Regions from separate parts of the Homo sapiens genome. Here regions 2, 3, 4, 5 and 6 are each linked to region 1. The links are chromatin contacts, found by Hi-C or POLR2A ChIA-PET in ENCODE. All regions are on one chromosome and are shown on one strand. The core of a region is the stretch at or near the end of the contact, and the rest is flanking DNA. Distances in the headings are between cores, read along the strand shown.

What was found. A loop is a pair of places that touch in the nucleus more often than their neighbours do. ChIA-PET counts read pairs that join two places held with the same protein, here RNA polymerase II (POLR2A). Pooled maps may share reads with other maps.
Region 2: a loop to region 1 is called in a pooled map, with 2.6 times the contacts of the local background. The contact joins the enhancer-like site here to the promoter of DYNLL2 in region 1. A Hi-C loop is called at or near these places in 1 of 168 maps with a recorded cell type or tissue (esophagus muscularis mucosa), 1 of 37 single-sample maps with no recorded cell type and 10 of 50 pooled maps. POLR2A ChIA-PET finds 5 or more read pairs at or near these places in 9 of 52 experiments (A549, A673, BJ and 6 more).
Region 3: a pooled map shows a loop between it and region 1 (2.5-fold over the local background). The contact joins the enhancer-like site here to the promoter of DYNLL2 in region 1. A Hi-C loop is called at or near these places in 12 of 168 maps with a recorded cell type or tissue (GM12878, chondrocyte, dorsolateral prefrontal cortex and 7 more) and 9 of 50 pooled maps. POLR2A ChIA-PET finds 5 or more read pairs at or near these places in 18 of 52 experiments (A549, AG04450, BJ and 13 more).
Region 4: a map of naive thymus-derived CD4-positive, alpha-beta T cell shows a loop between it and region 1 (11-fold over the local background). The contact joins the enhancer-like site here to the promoter of DYNLL2 in region 1. A Hi-C loop is called at or near these places in 2 of 168 maps with a recorded cell type or tissue (CD4-positive, alpha-beta memory T cell and naive thymus-derived CD4-positive, alpha-beta T cell), 4 of 37 single-sample maps with no recorded cell type and 11 of 50 pooled maps. POLR2A ChIA-PET finds 5 or more read pairs at or near these places in 10 of 52 experiments (A549, BJ, GM10248 and 5 more).
Region 5: a loop to region 1 is called in a pooled map, with 4 times the contacts of the local background. The contact joins the enhancer-like site here to the promoter of DYNLL2 in region 1. A Hi-C loop is called at or near these places in 5 of 50 pooled maps. POLR2A ChIA-PET finds 5 or more read pairs at or near these places in 3 of 52 experiments (BJ, activated CD4-positive, alpha-beta T cell and naive thymus-derived CD8-positive, alpha-beta T cell).
Region 6: a loop to region 1 is called in a pooled map, with 4 times the contacts of the local background. The contact joins the enhancer-like site here to the promoter of DYNLL2 in region 1. A Hi-C loop is called at or near these places in 6 of 50 pooled maps. POLR2A ChIA-PET finds 5 or more read pairs at or near these places in 13 of 52 experiments (A549, BJ, CD4-positive, alpha-beta T cell and 9 more).

Annotation. Positions count from the first base shown.
Region 1 is chr17:58,081,922-58,085,067 of GRCh38, reverse strand. It overlaps DYNLL2 (dynein light chain LC8-type 2), which reads right to left and starts at 1,649. Exons shown (of 3, transcript NM_080677.3): 1 at 1,385-1,649. DYNLL2-DT (DYNLL2 divergent transcript) reads left to right here and starts at 1,864. Exons shown (of 3, transcript NR_110809.1): 1 at 1,864-2,352; 2 at 2,452-3,146. RefSeq lists silencers at 860-989, 1,030-1,449, 1,490-1,549, 1,560-1,909 and an enhancer at 1,626-1,920.
Region 2 is chr17:57,832,028-57,835,173 of GRCh38, reverse strand. MRPS23 (mitochondrial ribosomal protein S23) reads left to right here. Exons shown (of 5, transcript NM_016070.4): 5 at 1-393. Among named protein-coding and RNA genes, the nearest start is that of MRPS23, 16 kb to the left of the region's middle. RefSeq lists enhancers at 731-1,231, 1,400-1,910, 1,911-2,422. Within about 2 kb of position 1,678, at least 24 of the 41 ENCODE cell types and tissues checked have a DNase peak (open chromatin) inside an H3K27ac peak, as active enhancers do; they include PC-3, where a contact is called at or near this core.
Region 3 is chr17:57,872,919-57,876,064 of GRCh38, reverse strand. CUEDC1 (CUE domain containing 1) reads left to right here. Exons shown (of 11, transcript NM_001271875.2): 4 at 2,348-2,474. Among named protein-coding and RNA genes, the nearest start is that of MRPS23, 24 kb to the right of the region's middle. RefSeq lists enhancers at 1-377, 1,019-1,660, 1,661-2,301. Within about 2 kb of position 1,429, at least 32 of the 41 ENCODE cell types and tissues checked have a DNase peak (open chromatin) inside an H3K27ac peak, as active enhancers do; they include HCT116, dorsolateral prefrontal cortex, endothelial cell of umbilical vein and 4 more, where a contact is called at or near this core.
Region 4 is chr17:57,891,028-57,894,173 of GRCh38, reverse strand. The region is part of intron 1 of CUEDC1 (CUE domain containing 1); the gene reads left to right. Among named protein-coding and RNA genes, the nearest start is that of CUEDC1-AS1, 20 kb to the left of the region's middle. RefSeq lists enhancers at 1,155-1,204, 865-1,606. Within about 2 kb of position 1,518, at least 35 of the 41 ENCODE cell types and tissues checked have a DNase peak (open chromatin) inside an H3K27ac peak, as active enhancers do; they include HCT116 and endothelial cell of umbilical vein, where a contact is called at or near this core.
Region 5 is chr17:58,231,451-58,234,596 of GRCh38, reverse strand. It overlaps LOC105371841 (a long non-coding RNA gene), which reads right to left. Exons shown (of 2, transcript XR_934884.4): 2 at 1,018-1,937. Among named protein-coding and RNA genes, the nearest start is that of LPO, 5.6 kb to the left of the region's middle. Within about 2 kb of position 1,721, at least 4 of the 41 ENCODE cell types and tissues checked have a DNase peak (open chromatin) inside an H3K27ac peak, as active enhancers do.
Region 6 is chr17:57,938,300-57,941,445 of GRCh38, reverse strand. All of the region lies in intron 1 of CUEDC1 (CUE domain containing 1), which reads left to right. Among named protein-coding and RNA genes, the nearest start is that of CUEDC1, 16 kb to the left of the region's middle. RefSeq lists an enhancer at 95-154. Within about 2 kb of position 1,550, at least 18 of the 41 ENCODE cell types and tissues checked have a DNase peak (open chromatin) inside an H3K27ac peak, as active enhancers do; they include PC-3, where a contact is called at or near this core.

The DNA.
Region 1 (3,146 bases), core at 400-2,899:
ACCCTGTTCAAGGAATGACTAGTTACGTGACCTTGGGCAAATCAACATCTTCATTTTAAATACTAATGGTTGAAATGAGATAAATGGGGTAAACTCAAATGGGTCTGAGCAAAGGTACAACAGCAGCACAGGGAGAAAGGTTCTTACATTATAAGGCTCTGTATAAGTGAAGAAAAACTAGTGTCACCTGGTGGCCTATTCCAGGTTACCACTCAGAAGGGGGCACTGTTTACAAACCCAGGGGTGGGGGTGGGGCCTGGTTAGACAGCAAAGTGAAAGTATGAAATTGGCACCATTTTGCCTGCAAGCTCACCTGCTCCACTGCCTCATTCCCAAAGTCCAAAGGAGCAACTTTGTTACAGTAATTAAAAGCCACCTTACTCTCCAGGAAAGAGCCTGCGGTTACATAATATTGGTCTTACGACTACAATGGCCCCCCAGGCATCTGAGAGAGGTGAAGCCCAACCCCTACCACCCCTGTCCAAGGTGCCGGTAAGCAAAGCACAGGAAGGTGTCCAGCCTAGCCCCTCCCTCCTTGGGAAAAAGCAAGGGACCTGGGCCTCCAGATAGGAGGAAGATGGCCAGAGGGCCCCAGGCCAGCAGCCTCAGTCACGAGCCAAGGCTCCTGTGAAAAGCACAAAGGGCACCCCAGGACAGCTCCCATCCTCTATTCCTGGTTTTGCAACCAAAAAAAAAGGCTAAATCTCCGAATGACACGGACCACCATCCCCACCCGCCAATACACACACACTTCTACTTCCCTCTTCGGGCTCTCCAAGTGGGCCGTATCCCTCCACTATCCCATCCTCCAGAGCGCTGCGGTCCCGAAGGGCAGCACCTGGGGAACGAGGAAGCATCCTCCTTCCCCCCGACCTCCCGCCCGCGCCGCCGGCCAGGTCCGCAGGCCCCGGCCGGTCGGCCGCCCTCCCCCACCCGGCCTGGAACAGCGCCGGAGTGACTGGGCGTCCTCGCTGCAGGAAGGACGCCCCAGAGGGTGGCGGTGGCGGCAGGAGGAGCCGCGTCACGCCCGAGCCCTCTCCACCCCCTCTTCCCCGGCCCCTGACATCAGGGGCCTCCACGCAGCGCAGAGAGACTCCCGGGGGCGGGGGCAGCGGCAGCTCCGCAGCCCGGGCCTCCAGCAGCGCCACGAGGGTGGCCGGGGCAAAGGGTGGCGCAGCCCGGGCTGCGCCGAGAGGGAGGGGCGGCGGGGGCGCGCTGCGCTGCCCGGACCGTCAACGCCAAGGGCTGCGGGGCCAGCCCTGTTCCAGGCCTTGGGGCCGGCTAAGGAGGCCGCAGGGCCACCGCGGCGAGGGCCGGGTCGTGTAGAGTCGCACGCGACGGACACAGGCCCGCCACCCGGGGGACGCCCCCACCCACCGCTCACCTTCACGGAGGCGAGTCCGCACTGGGCCCTGGGGAGGAGCGATGGCCCGAGGCAGAGCACAGGCAGGGGCGGTGTTCCCTGGGCTCCTCCTGCAGCTGCAGCAGCCGCCGCCGCCGCGGTCTCCGGCTCCCGCAGCCCGAGGCCGATCGCTCCCTGCCGCGGTCCGCCCTTGGAGTTTCGCCGGCCGCCCGCGCTCCGCCTCACGCCGCCCGCCCGCCCGCCCGCTCCGCACTGGCGCCTCACAGCTCCGCTCCGCTCTGCCGCTGAGCGCGGCCGACGCGCGGCCCCCGCTGAAATAGTGCCCCGCCCCCGCCCCCCCGCCGCGCGCGCCGCCGTCCGCGCTCCCCATTGGCTGAGCCCGCCCGGCCCCGCACTGCGGGCTTCTCCCCGCGCCGCTCTCGCCCCACATCTTGTTTCCTCCCACAATGCCTCGGGGCGGAGGGAGGGGGTGGGGAGGAGGAGCTGGAGCGGGTGGGGGAGGGAGCCGTGGCCTTAAGAAAGGAGAGGAATGCGGACCCCTCCCCCCGGGGCTGGAGAGGCCAGGCCTGAAAAGGAATAAAGAGACATGGTCCTGAGAGAGGAGGAGAGGGAAGGGTGTGGAGACCCCCAGTCCCAAGGAGAAAAAAGGGAGAGGGGGATGGAGATTTCAGACCCAGGGAACAGATGGGGCTGAGGTAGAGACCCCAACCTTAGAGAGGGGAGGAGATGAAGTCACCAGCCTCAGAGGAAAAGACAGGACACTCCCTCCTCCCGTATCTGTGAGAAAGAGAGGGACAGCCAGCCCTATGGAGAGGGAGAGGCATAGGAGCCCCAGGACTCCCTCCCCTCACCTTCCGGGAAGGTCCCTTCTTCCTCCTTTGTTCTTTGAGGCTGAAGGACCTAAACTCCCAGCTGGGCCCCCAGCCGGTATTTGTCTACAGGAGCAATGGAGACAGAGCCGAAGCAAAATTGATGGGGATGTGTCTTTGGTACGCAGGCCTCTGCTGTCCTTGCACATTTATGGCCTTGGGGTCCTGGGATGGGGGTGAGAGTGAGCGATTTCTTGTCGTCTGTCCCTGCCTGTCCAGGTAGACAAGGTTGGAGGAGAGTGAATAGAAGCCCCCAGAGGTGGTGCCTGTCAGAGCTGTGAGGAGCCTTCAAAAACCACCCATCCACACCCCTCACTTTATAAAGGAGAGAATCCAAGTACAGAGAGCCCTGCCAGATCCCGCAGGTCAGGCTTGACTTGCTTCTAGCTGAAAAGAGGTGCACCCAGGAAGCAGCCCCTCTGGAGGCTCAAGAGACTACTTCTGGGAGAGTGGGTGTGAACGTGCGCGTTGGGAGCCTGCCTGCCCTCACTCCATCCCACTCCCAGGAAAGATCCTCAGGCCTGCGGTTTTCTTTCTGGTCTGTTTTATACAGAAGTGTCTACCTCAAGGGCTGACGAGCCTTTATTGGGAACCAAGCATTTTGGCCATACAGTAGGGATTAAGAAGCTGCCGGGGATAGCTCCCACTCCCATCTTTTCCCCTTCGCCTCTCCAAACCATGGTCAGGAAGTCAGACTTGCCCTGGCCCTGGCCTGCTCTGGTTTGAAGCATCAAAAGTTAGTGTTCGTTATGTGTCAGGGGAAACCTGGAAAAATCATTCCCTCTGGTTACTGCTTTCCACAGTTCTGTCCTCTAACAACCTCAGTTGGGGGATTTCAGAGACCAGTTAAGGCCTGGGGTATCCCCTCACACTAAGGGTTTTCTGATGTCAGTCTTTGTGTTCATGAATGGGAG
Region 2 (3,146 bases), core at 429-2,928, 250 kb after region 1:
GAAATGAGCTCTCCAAGGGTAGTGGGGAGAGATCTGGGATGTTGGGGGCTGGCAGGTAAATGCTTTAAGTGATAGAATAGGAGGAATGAGAAAGCCAGCAAAAGAAATTCACGTCCCATGTCTTCCATCATCTATATGTCTGACTTGTTTAAGTGGTCCTGGATTCACCAAATTTTATAGAGCTCTGCCTCTGCCTTTATTGGGTAGGCCTGATTTTTGATGATGTCCTTAAAAGGCTAGCCTGATTCTTCTTGTAGTTTTGTAGAACACTTTGTATCGAGAGTTCTCTGATAATGAAAGTGGTATTACAGAATAATCTGCCCCCGAAGGACTCCTGATTTTGTTAAAGTGATACCTTTCTCTGTAAATAAATGATGGCGTGCCACTTAAAAACCTTCAGCAGATTTCTTTTTTTAAACAAAGTCACTCAAGTGGGACAGTAAGATTTTCTCTGAGGCTGGCACTGGTGCCTGCCTCTGCTCCGGGGAATCCAGACGTGGCACCCGGAGTTGGGCCTCATCCATCCTCAGCTTTCATTTGTGACCAAGCCTGACTCAGAATGGGCTGGCAGTTTTCCTGAGTACATGGGAGTTAGGGCAGAGAACATGATGTGGTGCTGGTAGTCAACGCAAGCTGGCACGGCCTCAGCCAGAAGACTGGAGCTAGGAGCAAGCAAAGGTGAGTGGAGGAGGGGATGGGGAAGGCTGAGACTTCCTGGTCTCTATGTTCTGAGCTCAATTCTAGAATAGCCAAAAGGTGGGAGCCTGACTCGGGCTAAGTTAGTCATGCGTTCTGAGCCTTTGACCGTGCTGGGTGAGATGAGGGATGGCTGAGCAGGTTCAGTGAGCAACTTGGTCGAGGTCACCTTGGCTGGCAGAGGAAGGGCACCTGCCCTCCTGTGGAAAAGACGGGAAATGGCTTTCCTGTCACTCCTAGGGTAGCGCTCAATGTGGCAGGCGGGTCTCTGATTGGATGAGCCCGGCACTGAAGCAGTTTCTGTGGTGATGCTGAACCAGACAAGTGTTTATTGCTGCAGCACGAAAAAGAAAAGGTTGCTAGGGGAAGGCAGAGAAGGCAGGAAGTTAAGTGTTATGTTCCCTACAAAATGTTGCTACTGCCAGCCACCACCACCACCCTCCATCCATGCAGATTACAGACAGGGTTTTTGGGGAATACTAGCTGACAACGAAAATACATTTCAAGTATCATTTTACCCTCAATGAATGCTTTTCCTGGACTGCAACTGAAATAAATGTCAGTCACCGGACCTTCTAGCTCCTCAGTTCTTTTAATTAAAAGATAGTTCTAAGCAAGATCCAGTAGTGGTCTATTTATTATTTATCAAGCATTTTCCTTCCAGCAGTTAGTGAAAGGTCACTGGCTTCAACTGAGCTTTGTTTTTGGTGAGCAGCTTAGATGAAAAAGATATACAATCAATCTCTCCTGTTTGCTCATGGGCAGGACACTGTTTAATAGTCATTGTGGCATTTAGGATCGCAGGCCTCTGAAACATGCAGAAAAGTGCATGTGCATCCCTTGCTGCTGAACATTTCTCCAAAAGTAAACATCAGGTTGTGATTATGGTTAATAATGAGATATTGATTATTTGAAAATGTCACCGCCAGGGACTTGTCGGTTTCAGCACCACTAGATGGCGCTGGACTCTCATGCTGTTCAACTACAGTCATTTCGTTTCCTTGCCTCGGGGTACCTTGCCTTTCAAGGTTGAAGAGTGTCCTTGTAAAAATAATGTTGTGGCTGAAATTTAGGAAGCTGAGGTCCTGGGGTGCTACTGGGATGGGGTAGAGATGGGAGGGGACAGGCCACGGGACAAATGACAAAGGCCTGCCGGGGAAGCGGCACTGTTTGCACCATAATAGGAGCTGGAGAGGAAGGAGCTTACTGCGCTGAGCCCCTGGAGACTCTGCCCAGAGCAGTGTTTCCTAACCTTCTCCAGTCAATGACACATCTGCGAATTTGCTGTGGAGGACAGCGGGAGAGAGAACAGTGCAGGCAGGGAGGCAGAGCAGCGGAAAAAACCCAGGCCTTGGAGAACAGACCTGGGTTTGAAACCCTGATCTGTTGCTTTGTCTGGTGACATTAGGGGAGTTAGTGAACCGTCTGAACCTCAATTTCCTTATCTGTAAAACAAGGGTAACAACGTCTACCTCACTAAGTTGCTGTGAGGACTGAATGAGAACGTGAACAAAGTTCTTGGCGAGTACTCCGTCTTTGCTGTCAGTGCCTAGAAGGCTTTCAGCCACTGTCGATTCCCACTGGGTGGGGAGGAATTAACATGCGCTAGATTAACATTGAGAAGAAACGGTATTGTGTCCTCTTTCACCAGCCACTCGTCTAAACACAGCTTTCTCTATCCCCCACCCCCAGTAGTTACTCTGTCCTTTATCTCCTTCCAAACTTCTAGCACCAAGTAAATGAATCAAATTAAAAAACAACTACAACAACAACAACAAAGGAGGAAACTAGAGAACATCTTGGGAACTATCCGCTTTTGGAACTTATCCCATGCTGGTAGGTTTCACTGGAAAATGTGCATTTATTTAGTAACTTCTTGGATTGTGTATGCCTGTGGGCAAGCGTGTGTGTAGAAACCAACATTTTAAATGACACTCAATGACACTCATTCTGTTTCTTCTTTCCTGCTTCCTTTTTTTAAAAATAGGGACAAAGTCTCTCTCTGTCACTCAGGCTGGGGTGCAGTGGTGCAATCATAGCTCACTTCAGTCTCAACCTCCTGGGCTCAAGTGGTCCTCCTGCCTCAGCCTCCCAGGTAGCTAGGGCTACAGGTGCATGCCACTATGCCAAGCTAATTTTTTATTTTTAATTTTTTTGTAGAGATAGGGTCTCTATGCTATGTCGCTCAGGCTGGTCTCAAATTCCTGGCCTCAAGCGACTCTCCCGCCTTGGCCTCCCAAAGTGCTGGGATTATAGGCATGAGCCACCATGCCCGGCCCTTTTCTGCCTCCTTGCTGCCCCTCTACACTCCCCCCAACTGCCTTCCTTTCAGCACACTTTTCTGCTTTCTTTCTCCACCCTCTTTGCCCCAGATTATGGAGGAAAGCCAGAGGGTCACTACCTAGAGGCCCGGCCAGGGAAAATAGTTCCAACATCAGAGCCATTGTTTT
Region 3 (3,146 bases), core at 180-2,679, 210 kb after region 1:
GTCACTGGGGTGCCGAGAACCTGCAGATGGGGCAGAGTTTGGGAGCGTGGGTATTGGCCTCCTAGGGCACAGAGAGGCAGGGCCACCCCGGGGAGCATGCTTCAAATGTCACAATCCCTGGGCCCAGGTTTTGCCTGGATGATGTGTGTGTCCTGGGACATGGCTTGAACCCCCTCTGGACCTCAATGTCCAGTTCTTACCAAAAATTTTACCTGGAAGTCCTGAGTCTGAAATCCCTTTCCATCAGGTCTGATGTTCCATGGGTAAACCTGGGGGTCCGATGGGGCTTGAAGTTGCAGTTTTGGGGTCCAGAGGCAGAGGCTCTGGGCTGGGAAATCCTCCCCAGCTTCTCCCTCCTTCCCCTCCCCCAGTCTGTCCTTCCCTCCATCTGTCTGAAAGACAGTCTCTGAAACCCCGGGGACCCTTCCACACAGGCCGCCTGCTGTTTTTCCGTTAAAATTACAGCCTTGGAAGTTTTTTTTTTTATTTGCGTCTCAGCTCATTTCTGACATTCCTTTCCGACCACAATGGAGTTGCCTGGGCTGCCTGTGCCCTGGCTCACGCAGCTGTGGGCTGACCTCATCTCTACCAGTGCCAGCCAAGGGGCCGGGAGGGGGCTGGGCCTGGCCTTCCTTCAGGACCACAGGCCTAGCAGCAAGGAAACTCAGCTGAGAACAGGGGCCTCCTCCACCTTGTGCCCTTCTCCACTTGGAGTCTTCATGGCTAGAGGGGTCCAGGTGCACCTCTGAGGTTCTCCCTCCACTGCTTTCCTGGGTGGCTCCGAGGTGTGGTTAAATTGGGGGTGGGCACCCATGTCCCAGATGAAGACCCTGAGACCTCAAGAACTGGTAATACCCCTGGCGAGGGTCCCTCCCTGCTGTAGCCTGGGGTGGTCTGCGAGTCCCTTAGAGATGAGGCTTCCTCTCTCCCCATCTCTGGCCTTTGGAGAAAAATGAAGCCTCCAACAGTGACAGAAGGTGGCAGTGATGTAGAAAAAAATTTGGCCTAGGAATGGGAGTCCCGGGTTGTGATGCAAGCTGCTCTCCAGACCATTCCCTCTCCCCCTGTGTCTGTGCAGGGAGAGGGTGGACGAGGCGTGCTGGGGTTCCCTTGGCTCCAGTCTGCAAGAGCTGAGCTCCCACCAGGCACTTAGCAGCTGGTTATCCCTTCTGCTGCCGCCCCCGCCCCTTCCCCTCGCCCCCGCCGCCGGCCACCCGCCCGAAATAGAAAAGGAAAGGAAGTTATTTCCATAGTCAGCGGCAGCCCGGAAAAGCTCCCCTCCAGTGAGGGGGCGGGCGGGATTCCTAGAGCTGAAGACCAAATCAAAGCCAGGCCCGAGAGCTAGAGCAGCCCCCACCGCCCGGCCCTCGGCTGCCTTCTCAGTGTGCCGTTTTCCTGATTCAGCGGAACACGTGTCCTGCGGTTGCCACGCTGCAGGCTGCCATGGAGCTGTGGGGACCTCCTGGCCGGGCTCCGAGCTGCCCTCAGGCCCAGGGCGGTAGGGCGGGAGCCTGGGGGTCAGGGAGGGTGTGTGCCACCCCCTCTTCCTCTACTGCCTTGCCCAGCTGTTGGCTCTGCCATGGCACAGAGCTCCTGCCACACACACAACGGGCCTGGAAAGAGCGGCCCCAGAGCACCCTGAGAGCGAGATCCCTTCCACACTCACATCTCCACGCACGTTTTCAGAACATTGCTCAGGACACGGCCTCCTGAGGGGCTCCCCAGCACCTGGGCAGGGAGGCAGCAGTTTCTAGATAAGGAAACCGAGCCCTAGAGGGAACAGGGGCCCACCTAAGACTACCCTGCCGGCTGGTGGTTGAGCCAGAACTGGAGCTCAGATCTGCTTTACCCTCTGTAGGGATCCTGGCGTCCCCATATGCCCCTTCCTCAGCAAACCAGCATGCAGCAGGCTGTGCTGTTGGTGGCTTATGTGTCTGTTCCTTTGGACCATACCTGTCACTCAGCACCATGAGCCTGGCACTGTGTAGGTGCTAGGATAGAAGCATGAAAGGATGCGATCCCTGCTGTCTTTAGGGGACATTTGTAAACATCTATGGCTAAATCCACAGAGTTCCACATGTGCACCGTGGACAGACAGCTCTGTAGGTCCAGAGACCTGGAAGGGCACTGAGTGACTGGAGAGCATGAATGGCTGGGGAGTTCGCTGAGGCTGGTGGAGACATCTCCAGTGATGAGACAGAGTGACGGGCCTTTGTTCTGGAGGCAGTGGAGGCCATGGGAATCTCTGAGCAGGATCCGACCTGCCTGAGGACCTGGTGTGATGGGGCCAGGAGACCTGGGGTTGGGCTTAATGACTTCCTCTTCCCTGTCACCTGCCATCCCCTAGTATCGACGCGCTGGGCTCTGGAGCCCCTACAAGCCAGAGACGCTATCGGAACTGGAACCCACCACTGCTGGGCAACCTTCCGGATGACTTTCTCCGCATCCTGCCCCAGCAGCTGGACAGCATACAGGTAACAGGGGCCGCCCCCGCCTTCCACTCCCACCTGCTTGTCCAGCATCTCTCTTTGCCCACACAATTTGTGCCAGCCAGTTTTACTTCCTGATGTTTAAACCCAGGCTGAGCTATTTCTGTTGCCCTGGGTTCGTAGGGCAGGAATGCTGAACTGAAAGCCTCACTTCCTGCCTGGGCCTGGAGGTTTCCTGTTCTATCCAGGGAAGGTGACAGCCTAAGGAGGCTGTCTGCTGCAGCAGTCACCTCAGGCTGGAGAGAGGCGGGCATGGGGTGGCCAATGGTGGAGGGCCAGAGCACCCCCCTTCCTCCCTTGGGAAAGGGCCAGAGGCTGCTTCTTGCTAGATGTTGGCATGCCCCAAGGTGCCCCACAGCGGGGCAGGTCCACCCTGAGGCTGCTGGTGCAGGGAGAGGGTTGAGTTTGGGAATTGACGTATAGGCTGTTCCACAGTCTGCAGATTTGTTTTCAGGACTGTTCAGGTTGTAGATGAAGGTATGAGGTGGTCTGTGGCGTGGGGGAAAAATAGTTTTTAGGCTACTGCTGTGTCCCCTGCAGCAATGGCTCTGACCTGTCCGTTGGATTTTGGCTCGCAACCAGGTTCCATTAGGAGGTGTGAGCCTCAGGTGAGGGCTGGAGGATGTTGGACAGGGCATGTGTGCAACCAGAGGGATG
Region 4 (3,146 bases), core at 269-2,768, 190 kb after region 1:
GTGGCAGTGGGGCTTCTTCCTGGCAAAGAGGTTTAGGAGTCCTTTTATCAAATCCTCATGGTTTGGTTTTGTTTTGTTTTTGAGACGGAGTCTTGCTCTGTCACCCAGGCTGGAGTGCAGTGGTACGATCTTGGCTCACTGCAACCTCCACCTCCCAGGTTCAAGCAATTCTCTGCCTCAGCCTCCCGAGTAGCTGGAATTACAGGCACCCACCACCATGCCTGGCTAATTTTTGTATTTTTAGTAGAGACGGTGTTTCACCATTTTGGCCAGGCTGGTCTTGAACTCCTGATCTCGTGATCCACCTGCCTTGGCCTCCCAAAGTGCTGGGATTACAGGCGTGAGCCACTGTGCCCTGCCAAATTCTCGTGTTTTACAGATGTAGAAGAGATGAGTGGTCCAGAGAAGTACCCAAGGTCACACAGCAGCGCATGACAGCATTGTCTGTCTCTCCCCTGCTCCTCCTCCTCCTCCCCTAAGGTCCAGTGGCCTCTTTTCTCCAATGGCTGTGCCCGAGGGTCCTCTTTGCCCTTCCTGGCTGCCTGGGGGTGGGCACAGGTGTGGCTGCCCAGCAGCTCTGGGGGCCTCGGGAATGAGGCTGGCTTTGTTGCAGCCCCGGCAGCTGTGGCCATTTGGGTCGAGTTTCCATTAAGCCTTTTCCGAGCCTTGGGCAGGAGCAGGAGGCTCAGCGTTTAAAGGTCACCCGGCTTTTGAAGCTGCAGCGACATTAATAGCTTGGGAAGAAAACAAGCCTTTGCAGGGGCAGGAGGACAAGGCGTCTCTGTCAGGGCTGCCTGAAACACACACACACACACACACACACATACCCTGAGAGCCTCTGTCTCTTGCTCTCCTCTTCCCTTCCTTTCACCCCCTTTTGGGGCCTCTTCAGCTCTGAAGCCAAGAAGCTCAGGCAGATTTCCCTGCACCCCACCCGCTCTGAGGTGACAATTGGCCGAGAATGCAGCTGCCCCAGCCCAGCAGCCTCTGCCATTACACACTTGAGGTTTCCGCAGGACTCAACCATGGTTACACAAGCCTCCCAGGGTCATATGACCTCATTCTGGCCCCACTGGCTTTTGCAGCCTGGATTCCCAATGAGACAGAGTGAGCCTGGCCTGCGTGTCCTCATACGGGAAATGAGAGCGCTGGCAAGTGGCTTGTCTTGCATGCCAGTTCTAATCACTTGGTCGTGGCTTGCACAGAGGCGGTGTTGCAAAGGGTTCTGAGGTTGTGTGTGTTCTGTAGGACAGTAATACCTGGGTGGATTAGTGATGTCTGCCAAGGATGAGGGCTAGAAGGTGGTGGCACATGTGCCAAAGATTTCCTGCCTAGGATTAAATGATTTGACAACTCTGCGGGTCTTGGGTGCTAAGACCCCTGAGGCAACTGGGTGGTTCTTCTCCCTTTTAATCAGGCCAAGGGTGGGGGTGGGGCACATTCTTGGGTTCTGAGAGAAAAGCCACTCTGGCCCTTTCCCTGGGAGCTGCCAGGGCCTGAGCTCTGGGACACCACCTAGTGGCCTGGCTTGGCAGCGCCACTGGGCTGTGCCAGATCTTAGGCAAGAAGCAAATCCCTCTGCAGGCAGGCATCACGGCAGTCACAGATGGACGTAGGGTCTGCTCCTTGGTGATTTTCAGAGGAGGGAGCCTGGGGTGCACAGAGACAGAGCTGGTCTGAGGAGTCTTACCCTCCTTCCAGAAGAGTGGCCTCTGGGTGGGACACAGGAAGGTGCTGGCAATTGGGACCTGTGGCTTCCTGTTCTAACTCCCACCTTTCAGGGTTGGGCCCTGGTCCTCCTGGGGGGCAGAATGGAAGGTCAAGTCAGATCTAGGAGGGGGTTAGCCTCCTGCCCCCTGGTGCTGGCACTGGCTTGGAAAGGGGCAGCCTGCCATCAGCCTTGTGTCCACGTCACTGGGCTGCCTTGGCCTCAGACCCCTTGTCTGTGAAGTGAGATAATAACGCATTCCCTTATATATCTTCTAGGTTTGTTGTGAGGAGTAAATGAGTGTGTAGGGGAGAGAGGGCTTTGGAAACTGAAAAGGCCCCCTCCCATCATTGCTGTGAGCCGGAGGAGGAAGGAAAGGGAGGGAAATCCACAGTTACAGCACTCCTCCATCTTTCCTTCCCTTCTTTACTCATTCGCCTAATAAATGTCTATTGACCATGCCAGGCACTGATTCGGGCACTGGGGATACCACAGTGAGTATAGCAAAGCCCCTGCCTTCATGGAGCTTACATTCTAGTGGAGAAGATATCAGTGACAAATGTATAATATTCAAGGTGGTCTGTTTCATGAAGAAGACAGGGAAGCCTAAAGGGTTAGGAACACTGGGATGTTGGGGGGTGGACTTGCCACTCTGTTCCCCCTCAAGGTGATGGTTGAGTAGGGACCAGAAGGAAGGGAGCCATGCAGATATGTGGGAGCAGAACGTAGCAGTTGGTGGAAAAAGTAAGTTCAGAGGCCCCTGGGTGGGAGTGTGCTTGGCTCGTTGGTGGACTAGCAAGGATCCAGGTGGCCACAGAGAGTTAGGCTCTGTCTGTATGTGTGCGTGCACATATGACAGCGAGGTGACATGGGCAGGACCATGTGGGTTGGCCACGGTAAAGCTCTGGGTATTCTGGGGACATGGGAGCCATTGGGAGGCATGGAGCAGAGGAAGGGCATGACCCCTGTGATGAGGGGTCTCTAGGCCAACACGTGGGAGGCAGGGAGCTAGGGAGGGTATGGTAGCTGTGGAGGTGGTAAGGAGTGGCCAGATTCAGAAATCATTTGGAAGACGGGGAAGACAGGCTTCGCCATAGATTGGACATAGAGTATAAGAGAATGAGAGCACTCCAAGATGACTCCAAAGGTTTTGGCTGGAGCCAGGGAGAGTTGCCATTAACAAAGATGGAGAAGGCAGGGGAGAAGCAGGTTGGGGTCGGAGGGAATCACAGGTCGGATGGATCCATGTTGTTGGAGCTGCTGTTGGATGTCCAAGTGGAGGCAGCAAGAAGGCTGTATGAGTGTGGAGTTGAGGGGAGTGCCCATGAGAGGTTGGAGCACATGAGAGCCAGTGTTCAGTATGCAGATGGTATTCCAAGCCATGGGGCTGGATGAGATTGCTCAGGGAGTGAGTCTAGCCCGGGAAAAGGTCCCAGGC
Region 5 (3,146 bases), core at 472-2,971, 150 kb before region 1:
ATGTTTAGAATTCAATTGTGAATCAGTAGATCTTGTAGGTCCCAGTGCCAGTGAGCTTCTGCCTCATTGTACAGTCTTGTACACATTACATACCCTCAGGTTCTCTTTATATAAAAGGGGGATGAGAATCCTATGTTCTTACTCTTAGGACCAGCTGGGATGGGGTAGGGGGACAACTATCCCAAAGGCTGTTTCTCCTTAGTTCTGAGGGACAACCAGAAACAAAAGAACAGGAAGAATCTTGTTGAGAAAGAAGAAAAATTCTGCTGGGAATGTGATCATTCTCTGTCACTCAAGTTGGAAACCAGGGAGACACCCTGGGCATTTTTCTTTTTTCTTTCCCTCTTTTCTCTTCCTCCCCTTCCTCCCATCTTCTTGGTCACTGAATCCTGTCCATTTGTCCTTCATAAATCTCTTGCCTCTGTGGCTTCCTTGACTTCCCCACATTCTGGTTCTGCCCTGCCCTGAATTACCCCCCACTTTATTTATTTATTTATTTATTTATTTATTATTTTTTATTTATTTATTTTTTTTTTGAGACGGAGTTTCGCTCTGTCGCCCAGGCTGGAGTGCAGTGGAATTATCTTGGTTCACTGCAGCCTCTGCCTCCTGAGTTCAAGTGATTCTCCTGTCTCTGGAAGAGGCTGGACTTTTACCCCACTGCAGGGGTTAGAAGGGCCAGTTGAATTTGTAGGATTGTGGTGGAGGCTGGAATGGGGTGAAATGCTCAAATAGTCTGTCTGTGATGGAACCCCTTCCACTCTGGTGGAAACCTGGGGAGGGTGAAGTGGTTATTACCTCTCACTCTTCGCACAGTGCTAAGAAGGGGACAGAGGCTGGGGAGAGGAAGTGAAAGAATCTTCACTGTCCCACCCTCTTTTTCTTCTCTTAATGAATACAGGCTTTTCAAGAGGCTGTAAGCGTACACTGTAGAATGTCCTTCTACTCAGCGAGCAACATGGCCTCTGATATGCCTCTAACAAAAGATAATCATGACCAGGTACCCCTGAAGGAAACTGAGATTCTAAAATTTATTTGATATCTTACTTTTTTAAAGAGAAAAATTTTTATTTTAGAACAATTTTAGATTTACCATATTATTACAAAGATAATACAGAGTTCCTGCACACTCCACACCCAGTTTTCATTATGATTATCTTATTTTACAATGGTACATTTGTCACAGTTAATAAAGCAATATTGTTACATTATTATTAAGTAAAAGGTCAATATCTTACATTTTAACTTTCAAATTCATGCTTTTATGTCCCACTCAAGAAATTATCTGTTTGTTTTTATATAAAAATTTAAAATTTACTTCACAGCAACCTACAGTGGACACACCAAGAATGTGAGCCAAATGTAACCTGTGCTCTCTGTTTTCCGGGCCACTACGGTGTTCCCTGGGGGAGGCGCCCAGCTTGGGCCTACGAGAGTGAGTTCAGAGCGGAGTCGGAAGGAAATCTCATAGGGCCCTAATGACCCTGCTCGGTGGCTGTGTAACCTCAAGAGTTACTCAGTCTCTGAGCCTCGGCTTCCTCTTCTGGTGAGTGGGAGTAGGAGCAGCAGCCTGCCTCACAGGGTGCCATGAGGATAAGCTCGGCTCAGGCATGCAGACACGTAGAGCATGATTCACACGACGTCATTAGCATCAGGAGCATCCCTGAGACAGGAAGGTGAGCAGTGACTTCAGCACGAGCTGGTTCTTGAGAAGTCATGCTTTCACCCTCCCAGCCTCTGAATCGCCACTTCTAATCCTGAGGAGGGTCAGAAGCTGAAACTGAAAAAGGAAATGGCTTCAACCCCACGTCCTCATAGCTGGGTTGCACGCCACAGACAGAGGAGACAGAAAGGGAAAGTTTCTTTTTTTGGCTTCTGCTGCTGGGCATTCTCTCTGTCCTGGTGACTGTGTGGCTCTCCAATGAGCTGCTTGCTATCTGATGGGAAGAAAAAAGGAGATGATGGGGGCCATGGCACCACCCTGTCCCCAAGGAGCCAACTCTAGTTTTGCCCTCTTTTGGTCACATGGATGTGAAAGAGTCCATCTTCAGCCTGAGGACAACAGCTGGCCCAGGCAGGGTTTCTGCTCTTGAACTCGGCAACCTAGGCTAGTTGCTCCCACCTCTCTGAAGTCCCTGTGGACCTGGATACTGCATAGCTGATGATGTCCGTCTGCTGAAATAAAGCCTAGCAGAATTTCCTAGCCTGACAGCTGAAAACCGGCCTGCATTGCTTATAGTAACTCATGTTTTCTCTTTTCCCTTCTTGCTACAGATTTCAGGAGGCCCATTTTGACTTCAGTACCTGGCCCCCCATGAGGTGATGGCCCCACTGTTAGCTTTCCATGTCTAAACTCTGAAATTTTGCCCTGAATTTCGATCCAGTGCCCGAGGCACTGCCACTGCTGGCAATTTAATCATGGTCCTTACTGGATTTCACATCCTACAAATTCAACTGGCCCTTCTAACCCCTGCAGTGGGGTAAAAGTCCAGCCTCTCCCTCCAGCCCCAAGTTCTAAAACGTGGTGCTGGCCCACCTTCATGAACCCTCCCATTTGTGGCCATGTCAAAAGAGAAAATGATGAATGGGTAAGAAAAACAGAAATTGATCAAATCTGCCTGAGATTCTGCCCTCCTAGAACTTATCAAATCTGTAGCAATAAAACTTTACAGCCTCAGATTAGGGATCTGCAATTCCCTGCTCACAGCTGCAATGAGAGCAAGAGACCATGACCTAACAGACTCAATTGGGAAGATTCCCGTTTGTGGGATGTTTTCGATGTGTCACACAACCCTAGATTTCCTTGCTATTTTTATCTTTTGAAACATTCTCCAAGAAACCTAATGTGGAAGTTCCCTCTTTTAACATAATTATGTTGTTTCACTACAAGTTGCTGGGGTTCAAGAAATCATTAATTGGGCTACTTTAAGAGCATAATGTAATTCCAATCTGCAAAAATATAGGAAATATGACATTCTCTAGAAATGGATTTAAGCATAGATCTAGGACTCATAAATAACAAGGCAGTGTTTTGACCCTGGTGATATTTGCCAAGTAAGTATAGCAAGGGGATTTTAGTCAGCCTGGCTTTGCCTCATCATGATTTATATTTGTCTGATTCTTTTAAAAAGTAAGCTTAGAGTTTG
Region 6 (3,146 bases), core at 301-2,800, 140 kb after region 1:
CATTTGCCCCTTTGGATGGGCACGTTGTAGTGAACAGCCTGCATAACTGTATATGGCAACCCTGTCTACCTAACTTTTATCTAGCTTTTGGCATAAAGAAAGGAGACTATACCCAGACACCAGTTCCTGACAGAATAATGACTTCTCTGCTCAGTCCTCTGCTATGTGGGATAGGGGGAGAAAAGCTCAGTCATGGGGGACTTTTCCAGTTAAAATGAAACAGGGAGATGATTCCCAGAGGAGACATTTCGGCTGCAGAGGAGGGTGGGGAAGATGAGTGGTGTCTTTTGCGGCTTCTGTTTTCCATCAGCCACCTGCTCTCTTGATGACTCCTCCTTGATGCCTTCTCCCATGTGTCTGCGCCCAGAGCAAGGGAAGCACTTGTCTACAGCCACACGGCTGGCAGGAGTAGAGTTGGTAGAGCCTTGGGTGTGAAAGCCTGGTGTGAACTCACTCTTGGCTGCCACCCTCCTGGAGTCACTAGGACAAGCTGTCTTTGCCTCCTGGCAGCTTAGCTTCTCTGGGGCTCAGGTTAGCCAGGGGCTGCGTGGGAGTTCTGCTTTGCACCTGTAGAACTGTTTCTTTTAGTCCCAAGTGGGGCTTATGAGTCACCAGATAGGGTGCTTCCTAAGGGTAGTTATTGTATTTTTTTAAAAACTACTGTGCCCTTGATTATACCCATGACAGCACCTGGCACTGTTGCTCCAGAAATATTTGTTAAACAGATGAATGTTAAACAAATGAATGCAGCATCCTGCTGAAGGGCCCAGGCTGAAAAATTCCTGTGCTTTAGTCAGGAGAGGCTGGATTATGCTGCAGGAATAATCAAATCCTGACATCCCAGGGGCTTGACACCATCTAGGTTTATTTTTTGCTCGTGGAAAGTCTTGTAGGTCAGGCAGTGCACCTCCATCTGTAGCCACATCATCTGGAATATAGGGCCTTCAAGGTTACTGCGGGAGGGGAGGAGAGAGATGGAGGAAACTGACACCTGTTACTTCCATTCACATTGTCCAGAGCTGGTCACATGGGGCCGACCTCACTGCAAGGAAGGCTGGCAAATGTAGAGGAGAGAAGAGCTGTCTTTGCCGATCTAAAGGAGAGGATTTTGAATTTCTTGTTTCCAGCTTCAGTCCATTGGAGTGCCTCTGGCTGAATCGCTTACTGTGCCACCATTTTTTTTTTTTTTTTTAAACACTGACAGAAATGGAATACCTGCCACTTCCTTTAATCCAGGGAAGGAGGCATGGGATGGCACTGAAGAAGAGTCACATGGCAGGGTTTTTAACGGCTCCTTTATTACATGTTGACTATATGATGTTGATTTAGTCACCTCTAGAGCCTCTTTCCTCATCTGTACAGGGAGGATAGTGATGCCAGCTTGTCTCTCAGTTCAGACTCTACTGAAGGCAAGTAACAGAAACCAGCTCGAGCTATTTGAAGCCATAGGGGAATTGAAGACTCAAAGGAGGAAGTGCCTGGTCTCCCAAGTGCCGGGGGTGTGTGGGGGTGTGGTGGGGGTGGCTGACGCAGCTGTTCTCAGTGAGTCTGCATGGTGCACCTGCAGGACGCCGCTGCTGCTGTGGATGTGCACCAGGTGGTATGGCCCCTCAGCTCCCAAATACACCCGTCCACTTTCCAGTAACCCTTAGTTACTGAATGGTGTCTGAGCCTTGATGTGAACTCCTGAGGAGAGAGTCTGATGGGCTTGTGTGGATCAGCTGTCTACCACTGGGCCAGTCAGCTGGGGCCAGGAGGGCATGATCACGCAGCACCAGGGGGTAGGAGCTTTCCCCTGTGAATGGGAGTAGAGGCGGTCCTCACAGGAGGGATATGAGCTGGCCAGACACGTCCAGAAGCTGTTCAGGTCAGGCGAAATGGTTCACGCCTGTAATGTCAGCACTCTGGGGGGCCAAGGTGGGAGGATCACTTGAGGTCAGGAGTTCGAGACCAGCCTGGGCAACATAGTGAGACCCTCTCCCCCCACCCACATCTCTACACATAATTTGAAAAATTAGCTGGGCGTGGTGATGTGTGCCTGTAGTCCCAGCTACTTGGGAGGCTGAGGTGGGAGGATCACCTGAGCCCAGGAGTTCAAGGCTGCGGTGAGCCGGGATTGTTCCACTGCACTCCAGTCTTCACCCAGACTGAGATCTCGTCTCAAAAAAATAAAAAGCTAGACCGGGCATGGTGGCTCATGCCTGCAATCCCAGCACTTTGGGGGGCCAAGGCAGGCAGATCACTTGAGGTCAGGAGTTCAAGATCAGCCTGGCCAACAAGGTGAAAGCCCGTCTCTACTAAAATACAAAAATTAGCCAGGCATGGTGTCACACTCCTGTAGTCCCAGCTACTCTGGAGGCTGAGGCAGGAGAATCGCTTGAACCCAGAAGGTGGAGGTTGCAGTGAGCCAGGATCATGCCATTGCACTCCTGCTTGGGTGACAGAGTGAGACTCCTTTTCAAAAAAAAAAAAAAAAAAAAAAAAAGGCTGGGCACGGTGGCTCGTGCCTGTAATCCCAGCATTTTGGAGGCTGAGGCAGGCAGATCACCTGAGGTCAGAAGTTCGAGACCAGCCTGACCAACATGGAAAAACCCCATCTCTACCAAAAATATAAAATTAGCCGGGCGTGGTGGCACATGCCTGTAATCCCAGCTACTCAGGAGGCTGAGGCAGGAGAATCGCTCGAACCCGGGAGGCAGAGGTTGCGCTGAGCTGAGATAGCGCCACTGCACTCCAGCCTGTGCAACAAGAGCAAAACTCTGTCTTAAAAATAAATAAATAAATAAATAATAAATAAATAAAATTTAAAAATAAAATAAAAAGCTGTTGTCCATGTTTAGCTGGTTCAGGGTTGCTGAGCTGGCTGGGTAATGTCTGTAAGAACACTGAGAACTATCAGGTATTGCATATGTGTGCTCTGGTATGGTGCTGCCAGCTCTCTCATTAGGAATCATGGAGATTGTACTGCCCTAAAGGGGCATGGGAAGGATTATAACGCTGTGAGGGAGAATTTAAAAGTCTTGGTGGAGGCAGGCGAGCTGTTTGTTGGAAGGCCATGGAGCAGGGATGGGAGGGAGTAGTCAGGGCCGGGGCCAGCACAGGGCATTGCTGGGGTTAAGCTAGGTTTATAGGGCGTTAGGCCATGA